Regions from separate parts of the Homo sapiens genome. Here regions 1, 2 and 4 are each linked to region 3. The links are chromatin loops, found by intact Hi-C in ENCODE. Cell type or tissue: endothelial cell of umbilical vein. All regions are shown on one strand. Region 1 has its middle 520 kb from the start of PSAT1. Region 2 overlaps LOC105376097 (a long non-coding RNA gene). Region 3 has its middle 550 kb from the start of LNCARSR. Region 4 has its middle 630 kb from the start of LNCARSR.

Region 1 (8,000 bases), 190 kb before region 3:
CACCAAAAATATGGGGAATCATGATACGCTACTGTTTATATGATCATATTACTGTTTTTTTAATATATAAATGATATTGGATTTACTATTCTATAATTTCCTTGTTGACTCAACATGCTCCTGAGATATATCTATTTTGCTATATGTAGATATAAAGTATTAATTTTTTATTTTTGAGATGGAGTCTCACTCTGCTTCCCAGGCTGGAGTGCAGTGGCACCATCTCAGCTCACCACAACTCCCGTCTTCTGGGTTCAAGGGATTCTCCTGCCTCAGCCTCCCGAGTAGCTGGGATTACAGGCATGCACCACCATGCCCGGCTAATTTTTGTATTTTTAGCAGAGGTAGAGTTTCTCCCTGTTGGCCAGGCTGGTCTCAAACTCCTGACTTCAAGTGATCCTCCCGCCTCAGCCTCCCAAAGTGCTGGGATTACAGGCGTGAGCCACCATGCCTGGCCACAGTATTAATTTTCATTGATACATGTTAGTCAAGTATGTAACAGTGTTGTTTTATGTGTAAATTCCCCTAATCATGAGCTTTTGGGTTGTTTTTAGTTTTGTTCCAATTACAAATATTAACACAATAAATATGCTTTATGTTTTCTTCTTATGGGCAAGCATGGACTTCTTTTCAAGTGTCTTCACTGGATCATAGGCTGTGCCTACTTCTTTTTTAAGGATATGCATACTTTTAATTTTGCTTAGGTGGCCAAATTGTTCCTCAAATTCCACCATTACCCCCTTTTTAATCATCCCACTAGCATTGTGCAGACTCCAGAATTTCTCTGTTCTCACAGCAGTTGAGAGTTATAAATATTTGAATTGTTTAAAAACTGATAGATTAGTATTGGGTTATTTTAATTTCTATTACTCTTATAGATTAAACGGCTGGGAGTCTTAAAAACATTTTCTTGGCTATTGGGATATACTTTTCTCTACTGAGAATATTTATTCTTTGTCTATGATTCTATTAGGTTTTTTTTTTGTTCCTATTTATTTTTAGGAGCTCTTTATGTATTCTAAGCATTAACATTTTCCTGTTATATATATTGTGAAATTATCTCCCAATATTTTCCTTGTCTTTTTCCTTGGTTTAGATGCCCTTAGAATTTCCATAATTTGATTAATCATGTATAATTATACACGTATATATGCATATACATGTGTATACATATACATACATATATATGTACGTACATATATACGTATGTATATATGTACGTACATATATATGTACGTACGTATATATGTATGTATATATGTACGTACATATATATGTATGTATATATGTACACTTCTTTCCTCTAATGCCCATTTTTAAAATCTTATTTCTTCTTAAATTTCATCTACGGCCTTCAAATTTCTTGCAGATACCAACTAATGAATTGTTTAATTGGTGATAATGGTAAATTAGTACCAATGGCCTGGTAAATCCGACATAATGTGCAGACCTAAAGGATACTTCAGAACAAGATGACTTTTAATTTCATGCCACCTCAAGTATACAAATATGTGTATATTGCACCTTACACACATATATATAAAAGATTTTATTTTATGAATCATGGATTTTGGGTTCTCTTTGAGAAACCCTTCTCTACTCTGACATCATAAAGATATTCTTGGCCTTGGTCTTTAATGGGAAGAATAGTACAGTATTTCTGATATTTTTTAAACTACAGTTTCAATGAATTTATAATTTCTACTTATTAATAAAACATGTAAGATTGTAAATTTTACATATTTTCTGAGACTGATTAGCTAGGGACAGTGTAGATTTTTACAACATGTAGATAAGTAACTACAAAAAGAAGCTGAAGCTTCTAAAACTGGATAGTATTTACAGGAATTGTGTCACTTTGACAGAATGGCTCAATCAGTGCAAAAGTTTTTATCTTAATGGTAATACTTGAGGTGGCATGAAATTAAAAGTTAACTTGTTCTGAAGTATCCTTTAGGTCTGCACATTATGTTGGATTTACCAGGCCATTGGTACTAATTTACCATTATCACCAATTAAACAGTTTATTAGTTGGTATCTGCAAGAAACTTGAAGGTGGTAGATGAAATTTAAGAAGAAATAAGATTTTAAAAATGGGCATTAGAGGAAAGAAGTGTCAATTGGAAACTTGTAGAGAAAGAATATATTCCTTTATCTTCACCCATGAGATTTATTTACCCTTCATCTAAGATGTTGATGGCACATACATTTCATAGACGCTTACGTTATAGGTTAATGTAACCATGTGTGTTGTAGAAAGCATGTACACAGGATGCCTTTATGTAATTTGATCATGCAAATGCAATATAGCTATCATACTACCTGTCTTTCCCCTGCATTTTAATGGAGACTAATAAATGGATCCTTCACATCCACGGAGAGGAAGGATAGCAAAAAAAGTAATCTTACCCCATTTTTTTTTTCCTTTTTATCTGCTGTGGTTGCCATGCCTTATGTCAGAGCACATTGCTTTAGGCCATGGCTACGATGACCCTGGGGCGAGATGGGTGAGAAGGAGATACACTCTCCAGGCTGTGGCTTCATCTTGTCTTAGGAAAGTCTGATACAGCTGATGGCAGGCATACTGTTCTCCTGTCAGCGCTTTTCAGCATTTATAGATGCCTCAGGGCCCTGAGCTGTGTGCGTGCGTGTCTATCACAAAACATGAAGTTTCTTCTGGGGTTGCCATTGTGGTGCTGTGAAAGGCACAGCAGAATGAAATGCAGAGACCCAGTCTTTATTCCCATTTTGCCACTAACTAGCTTTGCATCTTTTAGAAAAATGATCACACTTTGCAAATATCTCTCTTTCAAAGAAATTGTTTGTGTCACGTCATAATTGCCTATGTTACTTACTATCTCCTTCCTTGGAATGTGATTATTTCAAAGCGAGAGACTATGTATTCCTACTTTCCTGCCCATTGCTTAGTATAAGGTGGGCGCTTAAAGAAACATCTGTAGTGGAAAGTAAGGTTTCTTCTCCTGATCTCTGTGTTCCCTAGAATTGGAGGATTGGAATTTATTAACTCATAAAGTCTTGAACTCTTGAAGACAAAGAGTGATAATTTCCCCTGCAATGAGTATAAGCCCTAATATGAGGAAACTATTATTCCACTGAAGAGTGTTGGGCATAGAAAGGAATCAACAGACACTGAACCTGGATAACATTTCTAGCAAACGATCTGGGCCTCATTAGAACCTCTAAGGAGGTTTTCTAATTTTCTGACGTGAAGGTATTGAAATTAATACCAGACCCACACTACTTATTTACATCACACATACCTGCACAAGCACAAACTTCATAAATATCTGTGCTTAAGATAACTAATTTAGCCAGATTTATGGTATTTATGCCCCAGTGTGAGCTCAGCTCTGATGGCCTTACCTGCAAATTTAAGTCAAGATTCTGGTATTCGAGAACATTCCTGTCTGGAATTGCCACATGTTTCACATGGATACCCAATTTTCTTTAAAGGAAATGTGCATGGGGAATGGAGTTTCAGATATTCCAATAAATATCTGGAATATGGCCTCAGATAGTCCAATAAACTCAATAAAGCAAGACTATTAGTAGAAGGCTGAAATGGAAAACACTCAGTAATGGAGAAAAAATAAGATTACCATTGAAGAAAAGTGCCATATATGACCAGTCACCAGTGACATTAAAGCTGTGCAGAGATGCAAGCTAACTTGAAAATCAGGTGCAAAGAGGACGGATATATTTCATGAATTACAGGTAGAAAATGAAAGTTTATAATAGCTCTAGTAAGGATATTCTTAGAGTGGTTTCAAGTCTTGAATTTATATTCTTACTGTGATTTTAACTCAAATACTGATCTTCAAAAGAGTGACATCATTGTTGAACTATTTTATGTTAGTCCTGACCAATGAAATATACTTTAAAGCATCTACTTCTTTCTCCTTTCATTTAAGTGGTAGAGAAAATGAAATTGTTACATTGCACTTCTGTTACTGGAGAAATGTATAAGATTTTACCTTATTTAAACTAGGAATCCCATATCCTCCCTCCCTGAAAAAACTCGACATTGCCTCATGCACTTTTGGCCCTCATAAAGATCCAGTTATCAGCCCTCACCGAGATCTTTATGCTGAACCTGCTGTTGTAATTTCTAGAAACCACCAGTAGGTGTCTCCTATCAATAGTTTTGGTCACGGAAAGGAAGGGTGCCAATCATTTGTCATTCATTTAATAATGGACGCCATTGTCACTTGGTAGAGGGTCTTGATTGCAAGCTGTCCAGGTTCTTGGCATTTTGAACAAAGAATTGGACAAAACTCCCAAGAAAGCAAGGAAAGAATGAAGCAACAAAAGAACAAAAGCAGGAATTTATTGAAATGAAAGTATACTCCACAGTGCGGGAGCAGCCAGAGCAGCAGGTCAAGGGCCTGGATACAGAATCTTCTCCGGTCCAAATACCCCCTACAGGTTTCCCATTGGCCACTTCATGCTCACCCATGTAAATGAAGTGGTGGACCCCAATTGGTATGACTGGTTGCCGAAAGCAACCAATCAGAAGCTGAAGTGGCGTTACAAAGGTCACACTCCTGTGCAAACATCTGATTGGTTGCTTTTTTCAACCAATCAGAGGCTAAGGTGAATTTACAAAGTTGCAAACAAAGACTCCACCGGCAATCAGTCTGATAGGTTGCAGAAAGCTAACTTCTCATCTGCCATGCAGAAAAGGTTGGGGGTTTGCAAAGGGAGTAGCCTCTGGTCCCTTTGTTACCCAGGCGTGGAAAGTTAGGGTTTTCCTTTCAATTTAGTTCCAGGAAGTCGGGGCAAAACAGCCCCAGGCTCCCTGCCTCTAGACCCTATTCTCCTGCTTCACCATGAGAAATCTGCCCACTGTATGATGCAGACAATCCAAGCCCATTTAATGTGCTTCTAAAATGGGTCAGCCAATCTTCATTTAAACCTTAACCTTTCAGGAAATGAGTTTCAAATAGTGGTTGTTGTGTATGTGTGTGTGTAATAAGTAATCAGAAAATGAAGTTCAACATTTGAGCTGATTTCCTTCAAAGTCTACCAAAATTATCATTAGAAACAAAAAGTTTATAAAGCAGAAGAAGTTGACAATCCAGCCATGAAAATGAACACCTTCCTCACAAGACTGGCAAAAGTAGAAAATTTCCTAGAGATCCAGTCTTGAGGTTTCATTATGCAGGAGGTTAATGTTTACTGTCTGAAGTTGAAGGGTCTTCCTAACAAGAAAAAAATTCAATTTTCTTCTATGTGAAAGAAGGAAAAAGATCTCTTCTGAGAAAGTAAAATGGAGCAATCGAGTGAAAAGTTAGCCTTGATTTGTGCCCAGGCCACTTTATAGAGGTGACGTTTTATTTATTGCTGCCCTCTTTCTGGGAGTCTCTTTTTGTTATTCTTTGCCCCTTTTAATGCTGTCACATTTTGTGCTTTTGTAGCAAACATTCCTCTGGAGCTGGGCATATATTGCCTTCTGAAAGCCTTCTCTCCTCAACTAGATGGTACTGTATCTGAGGGCACATTTTGTCTTATATTCCCTAATCTCTCCTACAGTATCTAACCTGGAGCCTCATCTTGAGTTGACATTTACTGAATGCTTCTCACTGTTTTCAGTATGGCATCCAATTTTTTAGAGAAAAGCTTGTGACAGATTTTTGGTACTTCCATAGTCCCTGATAAGCACAATGCCTTGCACATAGAAGGTACCGTATTATTTTTGAAATAGCGAATGAAGCACAAGGCTGATAGAATAGGAAACACATATCCTAATTGGAGCAGTGGTGTGGTGTGTTTTTATAAAAGAATATTTATTCCTTTGAGAGCCTAAGGCAAGCCAGGCAGTGTACTGCTCAATCTACTTAACCTACTTAAGGGTGACCCATAAATTCAGCTGACCTTAGTCAACCATGGAAGCATTGGAATTTAACTCAGAACTATGCAAGCCTAACACTCTCCAGGGATTAATGTAAAGAAAGGTATGGAATGGAGCTCTTGATCAATGGGCAGTTGAGCAGAGGAGAAAAGAACTTTGTAAACTTCCTTTTAGAATATCTTAAAGAAAAATTTATACCACTAGCAATGTATTAGTTGTTTGCCTAACCTGTCTTAGGTTGGCTTCCACAGGAAATAGATTCTAAGGTGAATACTTATTTGCAGAGGTTTATTGCGAACACCTTCAGAATCAGTGCTTGTGAGTGAGTGAAAGAACTAGGATTGAGCAGACGGGAAAATTGAACTGAGATGCAATCTCAACCAAGGCCCCAGCCAATCCTGCTGGGAGCTCTAAACCTTCAATGGCTCTTTGACTTATGCTACCTTGAGGCAAGGCAGCTAGCGTTGGTGCCCCCAAATCTACCTGTAATTGGACATAGGCTACCCCAGGAAACTGAATCACCTTGAATGTGGTGGCTCTCTTCAGTAGGGTTCAATTCAGTTCTTAGAAGGTGATTCAGCTGTGAGTTATCAGAAGCCAGCATTTCTAAGAGCTCAGGGATCAGTGCTTAGGTCCTAAAGGGGCACACCAGATGGTGCACCAAAGTACTCACTGTGTATTTCTTCTGTTCTTCTCTCCCACCAAAGAAAATAAAATCTCAGCCTCATCCATGGAGAAGTAGAGTAAGGTTTGATAATTAGATTAGCTCTTACATCAGGGCTAGAGAAGGGAACTATTTTTCAAACTTGAATGGCTTGACCGCTCCATGCTTGGGCTTCTGTGCTTCAGGCTAGGCAAGGGAAAAAGAAGAGGACATAGGCCTTGGTCATTCAGCTTTAGAACTAACAGAATTGTAGGATTAGGCTTCAGGCTTGAGAGGACAACAATTCAAATTGCAGGGTCTAAGGGCATAGAAATCTCAGGCTTCATTTGAAGCCAAAAGAGATGATTGGGGAGGGTATGGGAATGAGAATGGCATAAATGGGACAATTTGGAGGGAGATCATGTCTGCATGTGTTTCAAGTAGTAACAGAACCACAGAAGAGGAATAAGGAAACGCTATGACTTCAGTGTATCCACAAGTTTGCAGTAACCACATTGCTGGGGAAACAGAGATAATGGTGAGACTTGGGGGAAACCTACTAAGAGCTCCATTCAAGAGTCTCAAGTTGAGATGTCTTAGCCTGCTCTGCTGCCATAACAAAACACCATAGACTGAGTGGATTAAACAACATAAATTTATTTTCTCACGATTCTGAAGGCTGGAAAATCTAACATCAAGGTTCTGGTCAATTCAGTTCTTGGTGAGGGCTCTCTTTCTGGCTTACAGATGGCCACCTTCCCACTGCGTCCTCAGATGGACTTTCTTCGTGCACATATGTGGAGAAAGAGACTGAGTTCTCTATTGTCTCCTCTTATAAGAACACTAATACTATCAGATAAGGGCCCATTCTCATGATCTCATTTGACCTTAATTACTTTGCTAGAGGCAGCATCTCCAAATACAGCCACACTGGGGGTCAGGGCTTCAACATATGAATTTAGCGGGAACACAAACATTTAGTCCATAACAGGAAAACTAGCATTAATGTAGGGATATACTGTCAGGCATGATAGCAGAAATAGATGTCCTTATTAGACACCTGGGCAGATACTGAAAATAGGGTTGTGACTCTGTGGCCACCTAGGAGTGTCAGGATACTCCACTCTCAGGCAAAGAGGATATTAATTGCTTAAGGCAGCAGCAAGACTAATTCCAGAGCTTAATAGCTGCATGCATTAAATCTCTTTCAGGATTGGTTCATAATAGTGGATGAAGCTGAGAGTCTGAAGACAATGTTGAGTGAATAATCACTAATCTAGTTTAGGACTTGGTTTCACCTAAAGGTTTGAATGTAGGAATAGTATTGCTCTTGGGTATTGATTTCCTATAATCGCTTGGATTTTCTCTCTGTAACTATTTCCTTTGGAGAGTCAGGCCTGATCGCTCATAAGAGTAATCCTCACAAAATTCCAGTGCTTCTGATGGGACTAGATTATAGCTGAATGTTCACTTCTAAGATGGTTA
Region 2 (8,000 bases), 140 kb before region 3:
AAAAAATTATAATACAATTTAGTACATACTATATAATGGAGATAATTAAGGAAACATAGAAAAAGATGGCGGTACGTCTGACTCCTGGTTTCAAGAGCAGAGAATTCTTTGAAGAATATACCCATGAAAAAAAAGTAGGACAGCCAGAGAGAGGAGCACGTAATATACAAAATAGATGAGCATGAAAACTTAAGGTAATGACACTAATGGAATAAAAGGTACAGGGAGAAATGGCTGGAGATGTCAGGAAATCATTAGGAAACCAGGGCTCAGAATATGGTAAGCTGCAAACACCAAAGAGGTTAGAAAGCAACCCTTGGAAAGTGACGGGAAAGTGATAACAAGAAGTTGATAATTAGATCCGCTTTTTAGGAAATTCTTTCTAGCAGCATTTTCAAAGTTGAAATGGAGGGGGCTAGACTGGAGACTTGGAAAACAATCATTCTGGGGGGATATGATACAAAGGAATACTCTTGAGTCCATCTACCACTGCTATTACCATAGGAGGAAATACCATCCTCCAGGTGTGCTCAAAGCAGCTTTGCGTCACAGACTATGGACTTTTGGGCCTATTTGTGTTTATCTTTAAAACTGTGCTTTTTAATGTCATGGGGCAAGGACATGAGTATCCTAAATGAATGGCCTGCCTTTGTTGCTGGCCAGTATGGCTGGCCCACTTTGCTGCTTGGCAGCCATTAATGGATATTTTCTATTTCATGAGAGCCTTGCTTTGCTGGCTACCCCTTGTGTATTATCAACTGCCCGTTTATGTTTCTACCAATTAAGCCCCAAAGATAACAGGAGCAAACTAATATGTGATTCAATAGAATCTTTGCAATATTTAAAAGGTCTAATATTAAGTGCCATATTGGGTTATTGAGCATTCAATTAAAAAGTCTCAAGTGTTTAATTTAGGATTTTCCATAGGACAGTTATTGTTTGTTAATTAGTTAATTAAATAACAAATGATTATTTAAAACATGCATTAGGATTAAGCAAGCTGTAAGAGAGATAAAGATATCTCCAAGGCAATTAGCTCACTGTAATTTTAATGATAAATGTGTAATTAGACTCTTATTCTAAAGAGATTGTTTGGAATGGTTTTCACAAACATTAAACAAGCATGTAACGTGATATTTACTTACACAACAAGCAAAATGTAGTTCTAATTCTTATTAAGCATCAGCCAGTGTATTCAAATGGTACCTAATTTGCTAAAAGCAAAAATTTTACAAGTATTGGTACTTACAAAAATATAATCCATTAAAAGCTTATATAACTAACTTAATTATATTACAACTAGATGTATCCCCAAGCCTATTTATTTCACTTCCTAGAAACTTACCTGAGAATTTCCAGTGTGTCATAATTTAACAACCAGCATTTATACTTTTATGTATCCAATACTTGAGGGAGTTACTATTACATCACAAAATGAACCCCCCTTGCAAAGAATAAAATACATTTCCTCTTGGATATCTAGAACCTACCACAGTTCCTGGCACATGGAACTCTGTAAACGTCTACAAAATTTATTTGAATGAGCAGAAAACATCCAGAAATATCCAGACTTCCTGATTCTGCTCATTCGAATTCTGTTTCTCCCCATTCTATCACAAGCTCCTGGCTGCCGTCTCTAAAAATGCAGCTCTTCTATTATTCTCAGCAGCCAGCAGCCTAGTTGAATTGAGCTGGAGAAATCATGTCTCCAGAGGACTAGCATGGGTTTTGGGTGCCTTGGGAATTATAGTAATGATGATAATCATAAAAATACCGGAAAACACTTATTAAGTGCTTCCTATTTGCCAAGCACTGAGAGAAGCTTTTTCCATTGATAACCACTGTTTATATTTTCAGCAACCTTGTAAGAGAGATCCTACTATTATGTGTGTATTTCAAATGAGGACATTGAGGCTTACAGCAGGTATATAATTTTTCCCAGGTCATATCGTTGGTAAGTAATGGAACGAGGTTAGAATCCTAGGTATCCTGAAGTTAGAGCCCATTCTTGCTTTAGTTAAGTTTCTCTTGAAGCAGATCCCCAGATGCAGTTGCTTGTGCAGCTGGTTTATGAAGCCGTGTGCTCAGGAGAGACCTGTGAGGGAGTGAGCCAAGAAAGGTAAAGAAGTGGAATAAATTAGGCAATTATTCAGTTGAAGTTCAATTAAAGTCTAGCCTCAGTCTGATCCTACAAGGAGCTCTGGAATGTAAGTAACCGTACAGAGTAGTCCCACCTTAAGGCATGGGGGCAGAAATTTGTACCCCAGAATCTATCTCTGGTGGGCCGTTGACTGCCCCTGAAGTAGAAGACATAATCTCACAGGTATGTTCCAGTGGGAGGTAGCTTACTTTGTGGAGACCTGTTACCTGGACAAGGTTTTGAGCTGTTGCAGCCAACCCTCACAGAAGGAGAGAGAGTGGGGATGCCAGCCAGGTACAATAAATCAAACCAAGGCATCAGTAGCATGTACTACAGAACCTGGTTCCATAATGTTGATCTTCACTTCTAAGCTACCATGAAGAACAGAGGATTTTTGTCAAACAGGCTGGATTTTTATCCTGTTCTGCCACTTCCTAGCCTAGTGGCTTTGGGAAAATTGCTTCTATGTTCTAAGTCTAATTTATCATAATCTATAAAATGGAAGTCTTAATACTACTGGTCCCATGGGATTATTATGTTGACCAAATGAGAATGTATGTGAATGCATTTTATAAGCTAAAACAGAACATGAATGGTATATGTGGGGTTGTTATTGCCATGTCTAACTTTCCAGGCTCAGGGGCTTCCAGGGGGTGGTGGCCCATGAATCTATGGAAGCCCTGGTCCAGATGACACTTATGATGAACATAAGTATAAGGTCACTGGTGTCAAAATAGGAGATAAAAGGGATACAGACAAAACAGAACTTGAATGGAAGATGATTGACCATCTAGGCTGTCTCATGATCCTGCTGAATATTGATAATCTTAATTAACACTTTCAAAGACTGAGGGTCAGGAAAAGTAATGTACCTAAGTTGCACAACCAGAAAATGGCATACCTAGGACTCTGCCTCAGGTCATTTGAAGCCTAATTTCACAGTATTTTTCAGTTATACCATACAGCTCTTCTGCCTTCAATATTGGTAAATCCCAGTGATTTTTTTTCAAAGGCATCTCCTGTTCTCTCCATCCCAGGGATAATGTTCCCTCTCCTGTATCAAGACGTTCCCATCCTGACCATCTTGTGCCCTGGCCTTTTCTCCTGAATCCTGGATTGCAACTAATAATCACAAAGTCTGAATGTAGCATAGAGAACCATTTCTATTTCTGATTTCTGTTTGGCTCACAACCAGCACTTAGCCCCAAGAGGCATTTGGAGCCTTATCTGAAGCTTAAAAAGGCAGCAAGTTCACCTTAACAACATACTCAGTGGAAGTTGGTGTGGAAAACTGGCTTCAGTTTCAATAGTTGCACAGCACTGAAGTCTTAATGGAGGACCATAAAGCCAGTTGATGTAGAAACTATGGATTTTGGTAGCAAAGGAGACATAGATAACTGAACAAAACTGGGGTTCTGTTAGGAAGAATGAAGACAATAGATAATGGATTCGCACTTGGCAATGTAAACAACAGATAATGAAGATGATGTTATATCTTAATCCTCCTATTAATTGTTTAGAACACTTAGAAGAGGAAGAATATAAGTTCTGTAAGTAGCACCCACAAATCCCCCACACCAACTTACAGAGATCTCTTTCTTCCTAATGAGAGTGAATGTGTCCTAAAGCTTGAGGCCATGGAAGCAAATGTGGAACCACCTTGCTGGGAAATTTCCATATGGCGTGAGATCCCCTGTGAGTAATTCTGCAAGTATTGTAAACATTTCTTTGGCAAAGGGAAGATAATAAGCTTCTTTCCATAGCCTGGTGAGGGAGCACAGGTTTTGAATCAGGCAAATATTTGAATTCTTGCCCAGTAATTTTTAATCACATTAGGTTATTCTACACTTCACCCTCAGTTAGCTCACTTATAAGAAGGGGATCATAATTCCTACTATAGAGTTTTTTGGTGATTCAGTGAGGTAAAATATGAAAAAAAATTTCTTGATCCTTTTATGCTGATAGGATGATAATACTGTCAGTTCTTTTTTATTGTAGGCATGAGAATGGGGTGAGCATTGTGGGCACCACTGGTTAGTACGTAGGAGAAATGCTACCCACCTTAAATACCTAAGATTTTATTGCAGGTCCCCAGCGGTAACACAGGATGGGCAAAAGAAAACTGAGGTTTGAGGCAAAGTCAATTCTGTTATGATTTTGCTGTGAGATCTGGGAACAATTAATTGACCTCAAAATTTCATCATCTCAGCCATGTTATTTACTTCTTGGCTTTACAAAATAATATGTGAAGACATCCAATGAGAAAATTTCCAAGTGCTTTGAGCTTTCACATGGTCTTTACACTGAAACAGACATCATATAAAAATATATGCAGGTTGGGCGCAGTGCCTCTCACCTGTAATCCCAGCACTTTGGGGGGCCAAGGCAGGTGGATCACAAGGTCAGGAGTTCCAGACCAGCCTGGCCAACATGGTGAAACCCCGTCTCTACTAAAAATACAAAGATTAGCCGGGCGTGGTGGCAGGCGCCTGTAATCCCAGCTACTTGGGAGGCTGAGGCAGGAGAATCGCTTGAACCCAGGAGGCAGAAGTTGCAGTGAGCCGAGTTAGCACCATTGCACTCCAGCCTGGGGGACAAAAGAAAGAAATATGTTAAAAATAAGGCTTAGAGTCATTTGACACATGACATATTATTTTGGAAAAAAAAGATATTTTGACCCTGGGCAAATTTTTTTTTATTTCCATTACACAACTGGCTTAATTATTTTAAAATTCATCTTCTTAAGGGATTTTCCTCTAGAGACCATTGCCATGCTTGGAGTGACAGCAATACTTATTTTAGTTTCTTCCAGGCATACTTAACTGACTCTCCAAATCAAACTTTTGGTGTGGCAGCTCCAAAGAAACTCTCCTTACAAAGCATTTTAAATAGCATTTGTGAAAATCTCTTCTCTCTGAAAGTCAAAATGTTCTGCATAAACAGTAAAACAAAATGGAGGCATGGTCTATTAAACAAACAACAGTGATAGACTCCAATATTTCACAATATTACTACTTGCTTAATAGGGTGCAAGCAACTTAAAAAATATCTGAAGTCGTTTCCTAATTATTTCCATTAACTGTTCAAATTTGAGCTTTTTCACGATGTTGGTTATGAACAGTAAAAGTAAATCAAGTGATACTAATAATAATTTTCAATTAAAAAACACAAGATAGAAATGAGCTGCTGGCTCAGCCCACTTATTTGAGAAGATAGACTCCCTTTCCGTTAAGGCAAGACCTACTTAAATAAATGGGGGTAATTTTATTCTTGAATATAAAGGCGAGTTTTCCCAAGACTCAAAAATTTCCAGGCTGGACTTTCTCAGTACTGACCTCTTGTCCCGGCCTCCTTGTTCCTTTATTCCTTCCCTATTGAACCCTCACCATTTTTGTGTGTGTGTGATTTTTGGGCTTTGCAGGGGGAAAATCAAAGGTAGTGATATGGTTTGAATATTTGTCTCTTCCAAATCTCTTGTTGAAATTTGACCCCTAATGTGGGAGGTGGAGCCCAGTGGGAGGGGTTCAGGCCATGGGGGCAGATCCCTCATGAATCCCTTAGTGCTCTCCCTGTGGTAATGAGTGCATTGTTACTCTATTAATTCATGGGAGAGCTGGTTGTTCAAAAGAGCTTAAGGCCAGGCATGGTGGCTCACGCCTGTCATCCCAGCATTTGGGGAGGCGGAGGTGGGTGGATCACCTGAGGTCAGGAGTTCAAGACCGGCCTGACCAACATGGTGAAACCCTGGCTCTACTGAATATACAAAAAATTAGCCAGACGTGGTGGCACACACCTGTAGTCCCAGCTACTCGGGAGGCTGAGGCACAAGAATGTCTTGAACTTTGGAGGCAGAGGTTGCAATGAGCCGACATGGCACCACTGCACTCCAGCCTGGGTGACAGAGCAAGACTCTGTCTAAAAAAAAACCATAAAATATAAATAAATAAATAAATAAATAGCTTGTCACCTCCTCCTCTCTCTTGCTTCCTCCCACCTCACCATATGACACATCTGCTCGCCCTTCCCCTTCCACCATGATTTAAAGCTTCCTGAGGTCCTGACCAGGAGCAGATGCTGGCGCCATACTTCTTGTACAACCTACAAAACCGTGAACCAAATAAATCTCTTTTCTTCATAAATTACCCAGCCTCAGGTATTTCTTCATTAGTGATGCAAAACTGGCTAAATACAGTAGGTTAGGAAGAGGGAGGGAATTGCTTTCAGCAAAGTAGGCATTCCAGAACAGTATGTGCTCAGAGCTCAGGAATGAATAAATCCCCCAGAAGGGAAAACTGAATATTCCTGGTCCAGTATTATTCCTCTATATGTAAAGAAGAAAAATTGGCAGGACAAACAGGGAAAAGCTGTCTGGCACCTATTTTTTAGCCAGGCTATGCCTTTTGGAGTTGCTTTCTTCAAATGTCTATCTGCTTCTTGAATTCAACTAAGGGAGAAAGGGCCATGGAGATATTTTGTACCAAGGCTTGAAAGCCAATGATTACAGGCTCATTAAGGGTTCCACATGCCAAAATGTAAAGACCATCGAGACTAGGAAGAAACTGCATCAACTAACGAGCAAAATAACCAGCTAACATCATCATGACAGGATCAAATTCACACATAACAATATTAACTTTAAATGTAAATGGACTAAATGCTCCAATTAAAAGACACAGACTGGCAAATTGGATAAAGAGTCAAGATCCATCAGTGTGCTGTATTCAGGAAACCCATCTCACGTGCAGAGACACGCATAGGCTCAAAATAAAAGGATGGAGGAAGATCTACCAAGCAAATGGAAAACAAAAAACGGCAGGGGTTGCAATCCTAGTCTCTGATAAAACAGACTTTAAACTGACAAAGATCCAAAGAGACAAAGAAGGCCATTACATAATGGTAAAGGGATCAATTCAACAAGAAGAGCTAACTATCCTAAATATATATGCACCCAATACAGGAGAACCCAGATTCATAAAGCAAGTCCTGAGTGACCTACAAAGAGACTTAGACTCCCACACATTAATAATGGGAGACTTTAACACCCCACTGTCAACATTAGACAGATCAACGAGACAGAAAGTCAACAAGGATACCCAGGAATTGAACTTAGCTCTGCACCAAGCGGACCTAATAGACGTCTACAGAACTCTCCACCCCAAATCAACAGAATATACATTTTTTTCAGCACCACACCACACCTATTCCAAAATTGACCACATAGTTGGAAGTAAAGCTCTCCTCAGCAAATGTAAAAGAACAGAAATTATAACAAACTATCTCTCAGACCACAGTGCAATCAAACTAGAACTCAGGATTAAGAATCTCACTCAAAACCGCTCAACTACATGGAAACTGAACAACCTGCTCCTGAATGACTACTGGGTACATAACGAAATGAAGGCAGAAATAAAGATGTTCTTTGAAACCAACGAGAACAAAGACACAACATACCAGAATCTCTGTGACTCATTCAAAGCAGTGTGTAGAGGGAAATTTATAGCACTAAATGCCCACAAGAGAAAGCAGGAAACATCCAAAATTGACACCCTAACATCACAATTAAAAGAACTAGAAAAGCAAGAGCAAACATATTCAAAAGCTAGCAGAAGGCAAGAAATAACTAAAATCAGAGCAGAACTGAAGGAAATAGAGACACAAAAAACCCTTCAAAAAATTAATGAATCCAGGAGCTGGTTTTTTGAAAGGATCAACAAAAGTGATAGACCGCTAGCAAGACTAATAAAGAAAAAAAGAGAGAAGAATCAAATGGACACAATAAAAAATGATAAAGGGGATATCACCACCGATCCCATAGAAATACAAACTACCATCAGAGAATACTACAAACACCTCTATGCAA
Region 3 (8,000 bases):
GATTCCTCTTGTTCTTTTCAAGCACATCTTTCTGGCATCTCACTAGTGAACACACCAAAACATCTCTCCTCTCTGCTTCTGGCTGTTGAGTTACATTCTTTCCTGGTTCCTCTCTCCTCCCAGCTTCTTTAGCAGTTTTGGCTAAGGATTTTTCTTCCTCCTCTAGGCTCACAGATGTCTCTTCCATGCCCTTCCTTGATGGAGCGTTACAAAAATCTTTGACCATTTCTGGCAAAATAGACTTTTTTTGGGTGGTGAACATGGGAAAATGGTGGCCAAAGTGGGAAGTGAGTTGAGCTGGCTTCACTTGGCTGGGCTGGGTACAGGAGGGCACTTTGTGAACACCCTCATGTACATAGTGCATATTTCCCAGAAGAAGAATCCTTCTTCAAGGGGCCTATGAGCCAATAGGAGCAAAATATATGGGAATAAAAAGTGACCATTTTAGAGAAGATGTGATCACTTCCTAGTAGTTGTGCTTGGCTCTATGTTTTAGTTTAGTTATGTAACAAATTACCCCCAAAGTTTAACAGCTTTAAATAACAAATATTCCTTCTCAAAATTTTTGTAGGTCAAGGATCTAGACGCAGCTTGCTTATGTGGTTATTGGTGGGATTCAGTTCCTCATAGGTTATTGGACTGAGTTATTTGACACGTGGGCTTCTCCACAGGGCAGCTCCCAACATGGTGCTGGCTCTCCTCAGAGGGTAAGGGAGAGCAAGGGAGATGAAAGACTCTGTCTTTTGTAATCTAATCTCAGAACTGAGAACTCCTTACTTTTTCTTTATTCTGTTCATTAGAAGCAAGCCACAAAGTATACCCCACAATTGAGGGAAGGAGGTGATTACACAAGGGCATGGAAAGCAGGAGGAGGGGTCTCCGAAGCCACCTTAGAGACTGCCTATCTTACTCTTGTTCACACTTGACAAATACTTTTTGAATAAATGAGTACCCAAAATGTGAGAGACTCAGATAAAGGGCTAGAAAATTCAGAGAAGTAATGGGATATGAAAAAGGCTTTTTACAGGACATGACAATTTTAGTTGGAGTTAATGGATTAGGATTAGGTTTTGTGGCGTGAACAAAACATGTGTAGGCAAAGAAATAGCACTAATGGGAGCCTGGAGGAAAGAAAATAGGGGCCAGGAAAAATATTAGATCTGATATCGTTAAAGGCACCACTGCTGTACACCATAAAGACCCTTGTTATATGAAGTCATGAAGTTTTATTCTTGGCAAGTGGTGGCCTTGTTGAGAATTTCTGCAAAAAACCTGAAATTCATGAAGGGCATGCCTTCCTAAAGAGTCAAACCACAGTTCTGAAGACATTTCTCCTAATCCAAAGATTCAAAGAGCAGCTGTCACTGTACTCATTTAGTTGGCTTCCTGGATTTTGAAAACCATCCACGCTCATCATTCCTCCCTTGCCACGCTGCTTTCATTAATGTTGCCCTGTTTGGGCAGAAGTTGCCCTGTTTGGGCAGTATCTTGGTTGTGAACAACTGCTTCTTCTGAGGTCTTGCCTCACCACGGGAGAGGCTGCAATCAAATATTATCAACACAGGGGTATAAAGTCCTCTTATTTCCAAATCTGAAGAGTTGTTCCAGCTTTCTGAGATAGGCTGATCACTTAGCCAAGTCCATATTGCTGCTCAAATCCCCTTCCATGCACAGATGTGAATTCCATGAGAACTTCCTACTAAATCTCCTGCATGCTAACCTCCATCTCAGGGTGGTATCCTGGGCCACCAAATCTGAAATATCCCTGGAATGTTTGACTAACTGGATCACTAAATAATTTTAATGAATATTCTGCAAATTATTGACCTGGCCTTATCAAAAATGAGGAACCGTCTTAGAAAGAGTTCTTAAACTCAAACATCTTACAATCTAGTGAGAGAGAAATGGTTAGAAAACATTAAAAAACAACTAAGACATGTTGGAAGAATGAAAGTCATAATTTATCATAAGGTTATATCACTTATAATTCATTTTAATGAATTAAAATGAATATAGTCTCATCTAATGAGAGAGACAAAGTGGAATGAGGAATCTAATTATTAATTAATTATAATGAGATTATAATCTCATAGCCCAAAGAGAGAGACAAAATTAATAAAGATGCAAAAGAAAAACTAAAATATCTTTATATTTAATCAAGGTGCAAAAGAAAAACTAAAATATCTTTATATTTAATCAAGGTGCAAAAGAAAAACTAAAAAGTAGTTATAATAACTTTTACAAAGAAGCAAGCAGTTTATAAGGAAATTTTACATGCATTATCTCATTTAATCATTTAAACCAGTGCTACAGGTGAAGTTATTAGCACAAGTTTATGAGTGGAAAAGTGAAATGAATGAGTTTAAGTGGTCTGGCTAGGAAACAGCAGAGCTTAGTAAACTCAGCATGAAGAGGAAATGAGAACAACTGCATTCCCAACTTGTTTTGTCACTTACTCATCCTCTCTTTGGCACTGGATTGATGTGGCCAGGAATCTCATGTGTTCCTGACCCTATAATCAGCCTTTGTCCCACTTCTCCTTTGACAATAGTTTATAAGATGAGAAAAAGGTTCTTAGCTAGTCTTGTTCATTCTTAAGGTCTAATACTCTTTTTATTACTTTTTTTTCAATATTCCTGTTTAGGTTTTGTGGGTTTTTAGTTTTTTTTGTCTTCATTTTTACCCCCTGCTTATCCTTTCTTTAATCCTCTCTTCTCTTTTACTTCTAAAGTTGTAAGCCAGCACTGTGCAATAGAAGTCTCTAGAATGATGGAAATGTTCTATATTTGTGCTGATCAGCACAGTAGCCACTAGTCATTGTGGCTATTGGGCACTTGATATTTGGCTAGCACAACTGAGGAACTGGCTTTTTAATTTAATTCAAATTTAATTGATTTAAATTTAAATAGCCATGCATAGATTGTGGCCATAGAATTAGACATTGTAGTCTAAGCCTTCATTGGTGCCACAGTCCAACCGTCTCTTAAGTCTCCTAATTTCTTTCCCCCATGGTGGTGTCTCCTTATGAAGAGGCTGCAATTCCATTCTTTCTATTTTTATACCACTCTTTCTTTCCAGCCCCAGTGCCATGGATACCAGTTCCCACTGGGCATTTCCGAAGGTGGGGGATACTCTACAGGTGCATACACCAGTAGTGTTGCCAGGCATGTGTTGCTGGGATAGGGACTATTGCCAAAGAGACAACTTGGTCATTGTATGGCACTTTATTTTAAAATATTGTAGAAACATGCTGAAATTCCCCTTGATCTGTTTCTTATGATGTGAATAGAAGAAGCTTTCTTTACACCTTCTCTGGTTTGTGTAGGTTTTATATACAACTAGTTAGTCCCCCGCCACTCCAAGTAAATGATTTTACATCTCTGAATCATACATCGCCTTCTCTGCTCAGGAAGACCCTTCTCATCTGTCCCTATCTAAATCCAAAATGTCCATTTTGCCTAGTATTTCTTGTTCAGAATTAATGACTCACTTCTGTGTGTCATCTAGCTCTCTATTGCTTTGCTCATTATAGCCTGAAGTAGATTATTAGGATTTTTTAAATTTCTTTCTACTCTACTAAATTGTGGATTCTTGAAGGACAGGATCATGCTGCTTGCATCTCTGTATCCTTCATGGCTAAGGAGAGTATCCGGAACATAGTAGGATCTCAGTATCTCTTCATGGAATTTACACGTCCATTTGGCCTCTGAAAACCACATCCTCTCCTCTACAGCTTGTCTACTTTCTTTTCCTGAGGCCAACTGTTAGGAAATGATGTTCTAAGGTAAGAATTTCCTTCACACAGCACCCTAGTTGCCCTCCTATCAGGGCCAATGCAGATTCCACCTAATAAATGTGGGTTCTGGCACATTTGTTTATCAACATATTTCTCTGTGTGTATGTGTTATTGTATTTTATTCATTTCTGGTGTATTTATTATGGATTTCTTTTTATTTCCATAAATAACACTACAACTGAAGCAACATATTATCTGTTAAGCATCTCCAACAGTCAGAAGGCATTATTATATGGCTCAGTGTTATCTTTACAATCTTTGTGTACCTCCTCTTCCTTCCACCTCTTCTATTTTTCATCACTATCCTTAATTATGCCAATGAGTCACATGATGGGACTGCCCCAATTGTAAATTTTCTGTAATTATTGCCTCCTGCACATGCCAGATGCATCTGAATTCACAAAAGCTCAATATGCATTTGACAAGTTATTAAATACTAAACCAAAATGTGCTTCAGCACCTACGCTTGTGAACTGCTGCAGTAAATAAAAGTGTCTGATGATGAAAGGTATTTATCCTATTTGATAATTTCAATTAAACCGTTTCAGATGTGAAATTTAAAACACTCATTTCCTCAATCCTTGCTGCCTTTCCTTGGTAGTTTGAACATGACTCTTAGATTCCTTTGGCTCATGACATGATGCTATATTGAATATTTTCCTAACTGCAAATTTGATTTTCAGTCACATTCAGGCTTATCTCATTGTGTGTTATTATTGTACTTGTCAGCAGAGAATCTTTGCAATTGCTCCTTCAAAACTTGCATAAATTTGGTGATCTGTAGGAAGTTATATTTAAAGTATTTTAATAACTAGTGTGGCACCAACCAATTATAATGGACACCTGCAGGAGCTCTGGGGCTGGTTTTTGGAAGGCCCCCTACTAGGCCAGGCTTTAACCCTTTGGCTGCAGAAGAGCTCTTGGAAGTATCCAAAGTGAGGTACCAAGGCAGCTAAGGTTTGGTGGTCAGTGACCCTCCGGGTCAGGACAGCAGCTCTTTACCAACTGCTATGGAGTAGTTCAATAGCAGTGCACATCTGCTGAATGTCATTCTTGGTGATGTGTTTATTTAAGAGCCAGCAGAAAAGAAAATAATTGTTCAGGCATTTAGAATGTGTGTCAAAGGGCTAGTTTCAGGCTAATGTTTGTCTGGCTTTCAACTCTTCTTTGATTTGCACAATTGCATTTGTCCTTAAACAATTACCAAAAGGACATGTTCTGCTCGGGGCAGAATTCACCTTCTTATTCTGAGAGATAGTTAATACGTTATCTGGCAGGTGAGAGAACTGAACACAGAGACTCACCCTTCAGAATTCAGGTCAGGAGTTGCGAGGCTTTTCCTAACTGAACTTTTTCCCTGAGTCCAAGTGACAAACAGGAATGAACTCAGCATAGCAGATGCGGGGAGAGGAGGGAAGAACATTCCAAGAAGAGGGAGCACTATGTGCAAAGACACAGAAGTGAGAAGCATCATCCCATGGCAAGTTCACACAAGCCTCAAGCAGGTTAGAATTGTCAGAGATCTGGGAAGAGGAATGGTCACAGGCAGGGTTGGTGAGAGATGAGGCTGGAAAGGTGCACAGGGCCTGGGTATATAAAAGATTTTTTATGAGGGAAAAATGTTAATTTATTCCATTAGTTAGAATATTGATGGTAGCATTTAGAAATCAGAGAAAGAAATTTGACTCAATGCAGAGGATAATGGCAGATTATTGTGGGCCTTGAAGTGGAGCTCAAGGGAGGTAAGGCTTCCAGGTAGAGAGAGACAACATTTGTCTATTTTCATTAAAATTAGATCTTTTTACACCCTTTATTACAGAAAGTTTTCTACAGAAGCTTTTTTATAAGCGCTAAGTGGTCTTGGGGAAATATTGGAGAGAGGCAAATCCTATTTATTGTTTTTTTTTTAAAGGTGTCTTTAGGTGAGAGGTAATCACACAGTCCTAAAAAGATCTGTTTGCTCACCCCCATCTGACTTGTAACCTAGGCCACTAATGACATAAAAATTATCTCCCAGCATGACTTTGTCCTTCCAACAAGGCACGGTTAGAAGCAGCCAGCCTATTGCTGCGTGATCAGAACCCATTTGCTACTGGAGCTTTGTGTGGTGCTGCAGGTATGTGGTACAGAGACGTGTCTCATGATCACATTAATGAGGAACCTGTCATCTTCTCTGTAGCTTCCAGCATTAACACCTCGAATGATGACTTGGAGATGTTAAGTCCTAGAAGGAGAAGAAACATGCTGAGGAGGTTAAGGGTGAACCAGTGAATTTCCCAGTGCAAACTTACCAAAAGTACTGCTTTTTTTCTTAAATGCTAGTAGTTTTGAAACAATGTAAAAAACCAGTCAGGTAATTTGATTAACAGCTCAGTTACAAGTTTGCAAACTTTCTAACTGTAATAATTATTTTCCTCAATGAATGAAACAACAAAGTAAGAGTTATTCAAACTGGTCTTATATTTACAGTGCCTAATTAAATTTAGGTGACCTTTTGGTAAAAATCGTATTATTCACAGAATGGGCCAAGTACCAGTCCACAGCTCGGGTGTATGAGGTATATTTTATTTTACTTAACAAACCCTTGCATATTACTTATCTTCTTGAAGACACCTTTGTAAAAGTGAATCTAATCTTTGTCCAATCTTCCTCACTTTCCAATTTAACAGATGAGAAAAGTGAGACAAAAGAAAGATCAAGTTTTTTTTTTTTTTTTTTTTTTTTTTTCCTCCAAGGGAATCAACTAATTCTGGTGGATTGGGATCTAAATTCTGAGTACTGAGTTTTTACCAAGCATAGGGGCAGATGGTCCAGTGCACACAGGTGTTCCCTGAGGTATCTGTTGGTATCATATGGCCTTCAGTGATCTTTCCATAGAGTTCATGTCTGAGCAACCCCTTGACCTTATCCCTCTAGTCCCTTGGGGTCCATATGCTCTGGCTCTAGCTACTCTCTTGGCCACATCTAGGAGGATCAAGACACATGGCATCTTTTTCACGCCAGGCTGTCTGAAGCTTTATCTGCCCAGTGTGCTATTAAGGTATTTCTTTCCCTAGGATGTTATCTCCAAATTAAGAATTCATTCATTCATCCAACAACTATGTTTTAGGCAACTTCTATGTGCAGATACTATACTAGGCACTAGGAAAACAGCCATTAAATATGCTTATAGGAAACTTTCATTCTAGTAGGGGCATATAGGCAATAAACAATGACCAAGATAGCAATAATATCTATCAGCACCCATCATTATATATGCTTTCATTACTTAATTTGAGTTCCCTCCAGAAGCAGGCAAGAACTTGAGTGCTGGAGATAATCCCAGGAAGTTGGAGTGAGGGGTGAGAAGAGTGAGACAGGAAAAAGGAAAAGCTGGTAAGCACTTGTAATCAAATTAATCACCACAGTGAGCACTTGGGGCTCAATTTTCCCTCTATCTTCTAAGTTACAGGATGTCTTTCAGATTATCCACTTAAAGTTTGAAAAAGAAAAGCAGATATGCATTGGCTCCTGGACCCCCATTATTTGAGGCATATCTGTAGATTAGCTCCTCTTCCTAATAAATGCTGCACATGTCTACTTACCATGACACAGCAAGATGCTGCCATTGCATAGAGTTGAGATTCATATGAAACACTCTGATGAAACCATGGCTGGAAGCCGAGGTGAGCTAAGGTAAAGAGTCTGAGTAAAAAGGACCCTCCTTACACTGCTCATACCCACTTATGCCTACATGAAGTCGAATCTGTCTGTGAGTGGTCAAGGTGCTAGCCTGTTTCAATCTCTACAAATACTTAACACAAGGATTAGTGAAACAAGTTTCAGTTGCCACAGCTGTAAATGGCCCCAAGGCCTATCTTGGTGAAAATGGTCCCAAGGCCCATCAACAATCTTCCTTCTCAACTATCCATTCCACATTCCGTCACTTCATCTGGTCTCAGTTGTTTGACGGGGTAAGCCCAGCCTTCATATCTAAAGAGCTCGAGTTTTTTGGTTCCTTGCCATTGTTTGGCTATGTTTGCTACAATCTTTGTTGATTGCTACCAGGAGACATAGGGGTAAAAGAAAGAAAACACCCCAGTGAAGAGTTGCAGACATGCTTCTCTCAGCCCGGTTTCGTAGCAGCAACTCCAGGTCCTCGTGATACTCTTTGTCAAATATTATACATCCCAGAGTAACTCCTTTTGTTGTCATTGTTGTTGTT
Region 4 (8,000 bases), 81 kb before region 3:
TGCTGGGCCTCACCCCTCGAGTTTATAATTCAGCAGGTTTTGAGTGGGGCCAAGGATTTGCATTTCTAGCAAGTTCCCAGATGATGCTAATGCATTGGTCAGGTGACAACATTTTGAGAAATGTTGCTTTAAGCCACTAACATGATTTAATGACAACAGCAATAATACCTGGATTTATGTAGTGTGCTTGCTCAGGATGAGACTGTTGCATAAAATCTATGGGCTTAAAGTCATATTTTAAAACATGACCTTCCTTGGAAACATACACCTTGAGTTGGAGTTATAAGGTTACAGGAGGAAGAGAAATGAATTTGATCGGAGGTGGAAGGAAATGTCTTCACCTTGCTCATAACTATGATTTGTTTCGTCCTTTCAGGGTAATTAGCCATACTTCAGTAAAGAGAACTAGGGGACTTTGTACTTATTCATTCATGATGTAGGGATGAAAAGACAACCTCTTACTGCACCAAAAAGATGAAAAGAAAATTATTGACGTTAAATTAGTTATGATCACCTTTCATCAGAGAAAGATTCATAATTTGGCTATAACATCTGGCTATTAACTGATTACTTCCTTAGAATATCACACTGTCATTTGAGTGGAAATAGTGATGCAGAAAGCTAAAAGACAGGGAAGGATATAGATTCAGTTTTTGCCAAGGGGGCAAGGAACACACAAAACTACTCAAGTGACACTAATAAAAGATCAGCCAGGGAAGTCCCCATTTGGAAGCCTATGGCCTTAATGCTGCATGGGTCTTGGCTGGCCTTAGTGTGACACCCTGCTTCTTCTCACTGCCATCAATGTTACCGCTTCATTCTCTCTTAGCATTCCTATGCTCCTCACAGCCTAAGTGTATTAGCTGTCCCCAAAAACCAGATGCTCCCTGCTTTCAACTTTATCTTGAATTTTTGTTTGAACTGTGTGAATTTTCAAAAAACAGAGGCTAAGTCTCAACATAAACTGAACAATTACGTGTTTCCATGTAATCTATCTTTCTCAGTTAAGATTTTCTCACTATAAAAAGAAGAGTCAAGCACTTCCTTCTTTGTGCATCTACACTAGAGGGCATTTCTCCCCAGTGCGCGGAGAAATCAGTTTTTGCTATAACCAGTTTTGGTCTTTGCTTTTTAAAACATGAAAAACAGAACAGACAAAAAATACCATGTGCAGTAATGATGAAGGGGTGAAAACAAATCTGAAGAGGACTGTTTTAAAGAACTAGATTGTTTAGCTAAGTAACAGAGCAGATTCAAGTTTGCATAAAACGGTCTACCTTGTGGTCAAACATGACCGCCTAATAATTTTTTATGAATGACATCTGGGAGAATGAAGAATGAAACCAATTACAATTTCTAATGGAAAATTTGATCTAGTCCATGACTCTGAGGCACCAAATGTCTTCAGGAAGCTTTCTTCTCAGCTGGAACCTAATTTTACTGGACCCACTTTACTCTGTATGATAATGCAGATGTCTTTTGTGGCTTCTTTGAGGTCAAAAAGGCATCGCTGTGTGCTGTTTAAGAGTAAGTTTCTTTCTAAATAAGATCTGACTGGGTCATTACCCAGAAGCAATAATTGGGCCATCAGGGACAAGATGAGCTCAAAATGAAAGAATAATTCACTGGCTAAAGATGATAAGCCACTAAGGCAAGGCAAAAATCAGCAAAAACCACAGATCGTGTCATCAGAATTATTTAATTCTTTCTCCTGCTTATTTAAATGGAAGGAGGAATTAGACATTTATGATTTGTTTAATAAATATTTTAAGGTGGCACTTTTAACCAAAAGAGTTTGTTACATCCCTCAAAAATGTGAAGATGAGAAAATTTAATTATTGTGAACCAGTAAATAGTTAAGGAAAAAATAGTATGTATATTTAGAAAGAAAACAGAATGTTATTTATAAAAATACTGCCTAATCATGGCTATGAAGGCATTAGTCTCCTTTTAATAAATTTTTTAAATAAAAGTATTTTAAAATGAATAATTTTAAAATTATTTGGTATAATGGGACACTATAATGAACATGTAATGGTAATAAAGTAAGTGTTTTATAAGTAGATACTTAATATAAATAATATAGAGACACTTTTCATTAGAAACAGATATCTATTATCATCCCATTTGCATTGTTTTTATTTTGTTACAAATCTGAAAATAGGGGATCAATGTGTTTTTGCAGTTCAGTTGTTTAGCTGCCAAAAATAAAATAATAAAACTTTAATTGCAACCCTCTAAGGCAGCGGTCCCCAAACTTTTTGGCACCAGTAACTGGTTTCATAGAAGACAATTTTTCTACTGACTGGATCGGTGGGGGGATGGTTTCCAGATGATTCAAGCACATTACATTTATTGTACACTTTATTTCTATTCTTACATTGTAATATATAATGAAATAATTATACAACTCACCATAATGTAGAATCAGTGGGATCCCTGAGCTTGTTTTCCTTTTTCATCTGGAGATGATAGGAGACAGTGACAGATCATCAGGCATTAGATTCTCATAAGGAGCTCACAGCCTAGATCCCTCACTTGCACAGTTTACAATAGAGTTAGTGCTTCTATGAGAATCCAATGCTGCACCTGATCTGACAGAAGATGGAGCTTAGGCAGTAATGCAAGCAATGGGGAGCAGCTGTAAATACGAATGGAGCTTCACTCGCTCACCTGCCACTCACCTCCTGCTTTGTGGCCCAGAAAGGGTCAGTGGCCTGCGGGTTGAAGACCCTGTTCCAAGGGATCTGTTCCTTTTCTTTCTTAGCTTTCTTCAACACAAAAGTACTTCTTATGGGTAGAAAACAATTAAAATAACAGCTCTATTCTTGTGTATTTTCATATTTATTTTATTTGGAGATTTATTAAAAGTATATTATTGTACTTAGTGTATATCTAGCTTGCTACTGACAGAACTATATTAAATATTGCACTAATGGGAAAAGTGTTTTCTCATCTAATTGTTAAAAGATATGCTTTCCTTATTTGTGGGTCCTAGTGAGTAAATGTGATTCCTGCAAGATGTAACTATGGAATAATCCACTACTAGATATCTACCCACAAGAAAAGAAATCATTATATCAAAGAGATAGCTGCACTTGTATGTTGATCATAGCACTATTAAAAATAGCAAAGATATGGAATCAACCTGTGTCCATCAATGGATGACTGGATAAAGAAAATGTAATATATATATGTGATTGAATACTATTCAGCCATAAAAAAGGATAAAATTATGTCTGTTGTAGCAGCATGGATGGAGCCATTATCTTAAGTGAAACAAGCCAGATACTGAAAGACAAATATCACATGTTCTCACTTTTAAGTGAGCACTAAATAACATGTACACCATGGATATAGAGTGTGGAATGATAGACAAGAGAGACTAAGAAGGGTGGGGTGGGAAGGGAGAATTACAATGTACATTACCCCAGTGATGGATACACTAAAGCCCTGACTTCACCACTATGCAGTGTATCCATGTGAGAAAATTATACTGGTATCCCATAAATTTATACAAAAAATACCGTTTGATTTTATGTGTTCATTCATATTCAGGAGACATACAAATTTCTAAACAAATTGTAGTCTCTCTCTTACCTTGAAAACTGGTTGTGTGCAATCTAGAGTAGTTGTTTATAATGTACAGCAAATTTGTGGTTAGATCCCATAAAAGCCTATTTAAATACATGATTAATACAAGACAGTGACTCTATTGATCCACTGTGAGAAAGGACTCAATAATTACAGGTGTGAACACATTGTGTTGTGATCAATGGTCTGAATTTCTCTGGGACTGAGGGGATTTTCCAAGAATACAAAGGTTTTAATATTAAAACCAGGATCTTCCCAGTCAACTTAGGAAAAGTTGATCACCCTGATACATTGCTTCTAATGGCTGCGCTCCGGCTCTGAAATTCAGCTTAAGATACACTAAACAATTTCTGCCATCTCACCTAGGCACATCATTGCAATGCAAGGCAGGAAATACACCACAGAAATATCTTAGGGAATGCACCACGGTAGCAAAGATAGGAGATTAGATTTTATTGTAAGTGTAAAGAGAAGCCACTGGAGAGTATGGAGAGTATTAAGCTATGTGTAACAGGATCTGACTCATGTTAATAGAATCCCTCTGCCTGTAGGAAGAGGATGGATTATATTAGGGCAAGAGTGGAAATGAGAAGACCATTTAAAAGAAATTGTGGAAGTTCAGCAAAAGGTATTGCACAGTAGTGTGGTGGATTTGTTAAGAAGTAATTGGGTTGAAATATATTTTGTATATAGAACCAACAGGATTTGCATATGGATGGGAAGCAAGGTATGTGAAAAAGAGAAGAGCCAAGGATCATTACAAGGTTTTTGCTCTGAACAATTGGGTAATTGGTATTGCCTTTTGCTTAGTTGGCAAATGTTAAAAGCTGATGAGGGCGTCTTAGTCTTTGTTGTACTGCTGTAACAGAATACCACAGACTAGGTAATTTATAGTGAACAGAATGTGTTGGCTCAAGTTCTGGAGGCTGGAAATTCTAAGCTCAAGGAGCTGGCACCTGATGATTGCCTTTTAGCATGGTGGAAGGCAGAAGGGCAAAAAGAGAGTGAGAGAGAGAGGAAGGGGCCAAACTCATCCTTTTGTAACAAGCCCACTCCTATGATAATGAACCCACTCCCACAATAAAGGCATTAATCCTTTCATGAAGGTGGAACTCTCATGACTTAATCATGTATAAAGATCTCATCTCCCAATACCATGACAATTATATTTCAACATGAGTTTTTGAGGGAACAAACACTCAAACTATAGCAGGAGGAAATTAAGAGTTGTTTTGGATGTGTGAAGTTTAATATGTTTGGTAGATACTCAAGTAAAAGTCAGATAGCCTATTGGATACAAAAATTTAAAGTTTATGGAAAATGCCTGTGCTAAAAATGTAACTATTAATGATTATTGATGTTTGTTTTAATGGTATTGAAAATTATAGGACTGGCTGAGTTTATCTGATATAGAAGAAATAAATTGAGCACTAATCCCAAGGAACATCAACATTTAGAAGTTAGAAAAAGGAGAAGGAGTTGACAAAGAAGCCTGAAAAGGAGAAGCCAGTGGGGTAGAAGGAAACTCAGGATAACCTGATCTTACAAAGCCAAGAGAAGAAAAAGTCTCAGGAAGGAAGGAATGATTAAGGATGTCAAATGCCATTCAAACTTCAAGTAAATGAGGATTAACGATTTTGCTTGGAGTTGAAGATATGCAGACTCTTGTGATAGTAGTTTCCATGCAGTTTTGGGAATGAAAGCATGACTGGCATGAGTGTGAGAGCTCATGGAGAGAGAATAAGTGGACCCAGAGAGTATAGTCTGAGGACTGAAGTTACCATGCAAATTCATAAAAGGTGGTAACATTTAATTAAAAAAAATCCTTGGGAATACTTAAGTATATTGTACACTTGTGAGTTCAAAGCCTTTTTGGTAAAATCTTGTATAATTCTAGTTTGTGCTTTTCTGAAAAGGCAGGACATCTCTTCTGTGGCTGTATTGTTCCTACAGGTAGACGGTTAGCCACCATTATCTGGCTATAATGAGATGACATACCATGTTTCTTATAGAAATAATCCAGGTAAAATGAGTCAGTGGCTATCTCTAAGAAGCTTATTCACTATGGAGACCAGATCCTTATTGTTAACCGATCATCAGCCTTGGCCATGATACATCAATTATCAGATGTAAAGTCAACTTTCACCCTTTTGTTCAAGATGATGACATCTTGGTCTTAAATCATAATCATCATAACAATAATTACATGATGAGAGTAATGATGAGTAGCTAACAATAGAATAAAAATTGGATGAAATTAATGTTGTTTTTATTTTGAATTACAACCAAATCTGCAAATAAGCAAAGCAAAGGACAGGCAAGAGTTCAAGGTTATAAGTCAATGGATGCGGTTCTAGGATGACACACTCTAGCTAATGTTTTCACAGAGGCAAGCCCAATTACTGAAGGTCTCATGAGCCAGTGTGGAGGGAGGAACCTGTAAATTCATGAGAGCTCAGAGACCCTGGCTTGCCATTTTCTTGAATATTACACTGGAAAACTGTCACATCAGCAATCAAGTATTTACCAAATTAAAAAGTCTTAGAGGTAAAACTTGAATTAGCTTTTAGGAAAAAGCAAACTGGGGCCTGTGACAAAGTTGGATTACAGTCTACCCAGTGCAAATGAACAAAACAACAGAAGAATGAACACAAGGTTATAGTGATAACATTGAGTAAGGTCTTCATTGGTGCCAAGAATTGTGTGGTAAAACCAATACTAATCTGCCACCTGAAAAGGGAGGAGTCTTGTTCAAAGGCAAATTCTGATTCAGTAAGTCTTCAAGATGAGGTTGATCTGTTCTGGTCAGAGTACAGACTTTGAGTAGTGAGGGGCTAAATGCTTAACATGGTGAATTAGAGTAACATAAGTTTAGAGCAAATTATGGAGGATCCCGAGGATCAGATCAAAGAGTTTGATTTGTAAATGTAGACAGTGGAGCAGTTATCGATGGATTTAGATGAACTGCCATGAAATATATTATAATTTTAGGACTAATCATAAAATAGTCAGCAAAGACATCAGGAAGGCAGGGATGATTTTCTGAGAAGTTTGAGACTTGATAGGATTTGGAGACATATAAAATATGTTTGAAGCAAAGGAGATAGTCAATAAAAAATTCCAAAGTTGTGACACAAGATGAAGTGAAAGATATTTCTGTTACAAAAATTGGTAAGTGAACAGAGTTGGTGGATGGTGAAAAATGATGAATGAAAATGCTGGTACATTACATCTAGAGATATGCTAATATCACTAATAATATTGGAAGAAAATAAAGGAAAGTCCAGCGTTTGGCTGAGAGACAATAAATATGTGCATACTAAAATAGGGTGAGAAGTTTGAGAAAAAAATTAAGTGTTAAATTTTTGAAAGGGTGTCATGAGCTGCAGAGTGAAAGAATAAAGGAAATGAATGGCAACGAGAACTTCCATTCAGAAAATGATATGAAACTTCTAAAGCAACATGTAAACATTGCAGGGTAGATGGTAAACAATATTCAGTTGAGGTCTTATTCATAAAACCTTAGCTAGAGTGTGTCATTTATGCTACTTATATAATTGTAATTCAACATGCTTCTGCATTTACTATTCTCATGACTCAGTTTACTGCTGTAACTAGGACCAGCACTTTGGTGATTCTTAGGGGTGTGTGTGTGTGTGTATGTGTGTGTGTGTATGATGTATTTCTTTTAAAGTTAAATATGTCCTACTCACATTTAATTCTGAGAGGATTCTGACTATGTAGTGACTCCAGTGAGTGTTTTGATGCTAGACAGAGGCTGGATCTCATAAAAATTTTTTTATTCCTTGTACTGAATTATTTGGTAATAGTACTGTGTCAGAAACTCCTTGTTGTCTCTCAGTATATATTCCCTTCTTTTCCCATAGCATTATATTTTTATTTACATGAATGTTCATTTAAAAACTACTTTCCCCAGCTTCTTTCAGGCCTAGGCATGGTCATACAACTAAGTAAAAGTGGTTTTACAAAAAATCATTAAAGAAAAATATAGTTGTGTCTCCCATTACAATTTCTTTCTATATCTACTGATTGAGACAAGAACCTGGTGGTAAACCATCTTGGACTAAATGGAACATGAGGGTGGCATGGTGGGAGAGCAGAGCAATAAGAGGGTATGAACCTGGTTCCCCAACATTCTCGAGTTGCCGATTACTGACACACTCACACTCTTTAATGGAAGAGAAATGCATTTATATCTTATATTTAGGGCTTTGGTACAGCAATCAAACTTGTGTACTCACGAGTACAGGTAACTTAGAGAAAGGTATTCTCAAAAAGCTAATGCATCTCTAGACCTTCTGTAAGCAGAGGCCCTCTCATCTTATTTCAGTGGTAAGTTAACCATTGGAGTGTTCTTCCATATTTACCTTTGTCCCTAAACTCTC

What was found. Hi-C counts contacts between places; a loop is a spot of excess contacts. Peaks named below come from ENCODE experiments on the same cell type or tissue, not always from the same donor. Only the 100,000 strongest peaks of a DNase experiment are listed, where the experiment ranks them.
Region 1: it touches region 3 in a loop (6-fold over the local background); 3 of 110 quality-filtered maps call a loop at or near these places.
Region 2: a loop joins it to region 3, with 7 times the contacts of the local background. A loop is called at or near these places in 6 of 110 quality-filtered maps.
Region 4: it touches region 3 in a loop (6-fold over the local background); 3 of 110 quality-filtered maps call a loop at or near these places.

The regions. Positions count from the first base shown.
Region 1 is chr9:78,817,171-78,825,170 of GRCh38, forward strand. No RefSeq gene overlaps it. Among named protein-coding and RNA genes, the nearest start is that of PSAT1, 520 kb to the left of the region's middle. In endothelial cell of umbilical vein, a CTCF peak has its summit at 4,153; a DNase peak (open chromatin) is centred at 4,161; H3K27ac peaks cover 230 bases.
Region 2 is chr9:78,867,877-78,875,876 of GRCh38, forward strand. It overlaps LOC105376097 (a long non-coding RNA gene), which reads right to left. Exons shown (of 4, transcript XR_929975.3): 3 at 1,920-2,095. Among named protein-coding and RNA genes, the nearest start is that of PSAT1, 570 kb to the left of the region's middle. RefSeq lists an enhancer at 3,369-4,568. In endothelial cell of umbilical vein, no CTCF peak of the experiment used is centred here; a DNase peak (open chromatin) is centred at 3,845; H3K27ac peaks cover 1,181 bases.
Region 3 is chr9:79,010,284-79,018,283 of GRCh38, forward strand. No RefSeq gene overlaps it. Among named protein-coding and RNA genes, the nearest start is that of LNCARSR, 550 kb to the right of the region's middle. In endothelial cell of umbilical vein, no CTCF peak of the experiment used is centred here; DNase peaks (open chromatin) are centred at 2,488 and 3,688; H3K27ac peaks cover 3,840 bases.
Region 4 is chr9:78,928,982-78,936,981 of GRCh38, forward strand. No RefSeq gene overlaps it. Among named protein-coding and RNA genes, the nearest start is that of LNCARSR, 630 kb to the right of the region's middle. In endothelial cell of umbilical vein, no CTCF peak of the experiment used is centred here; a DNase peak (open chromatin) is centred at 4,090; H3K27ac peaks cover 1,725 bases.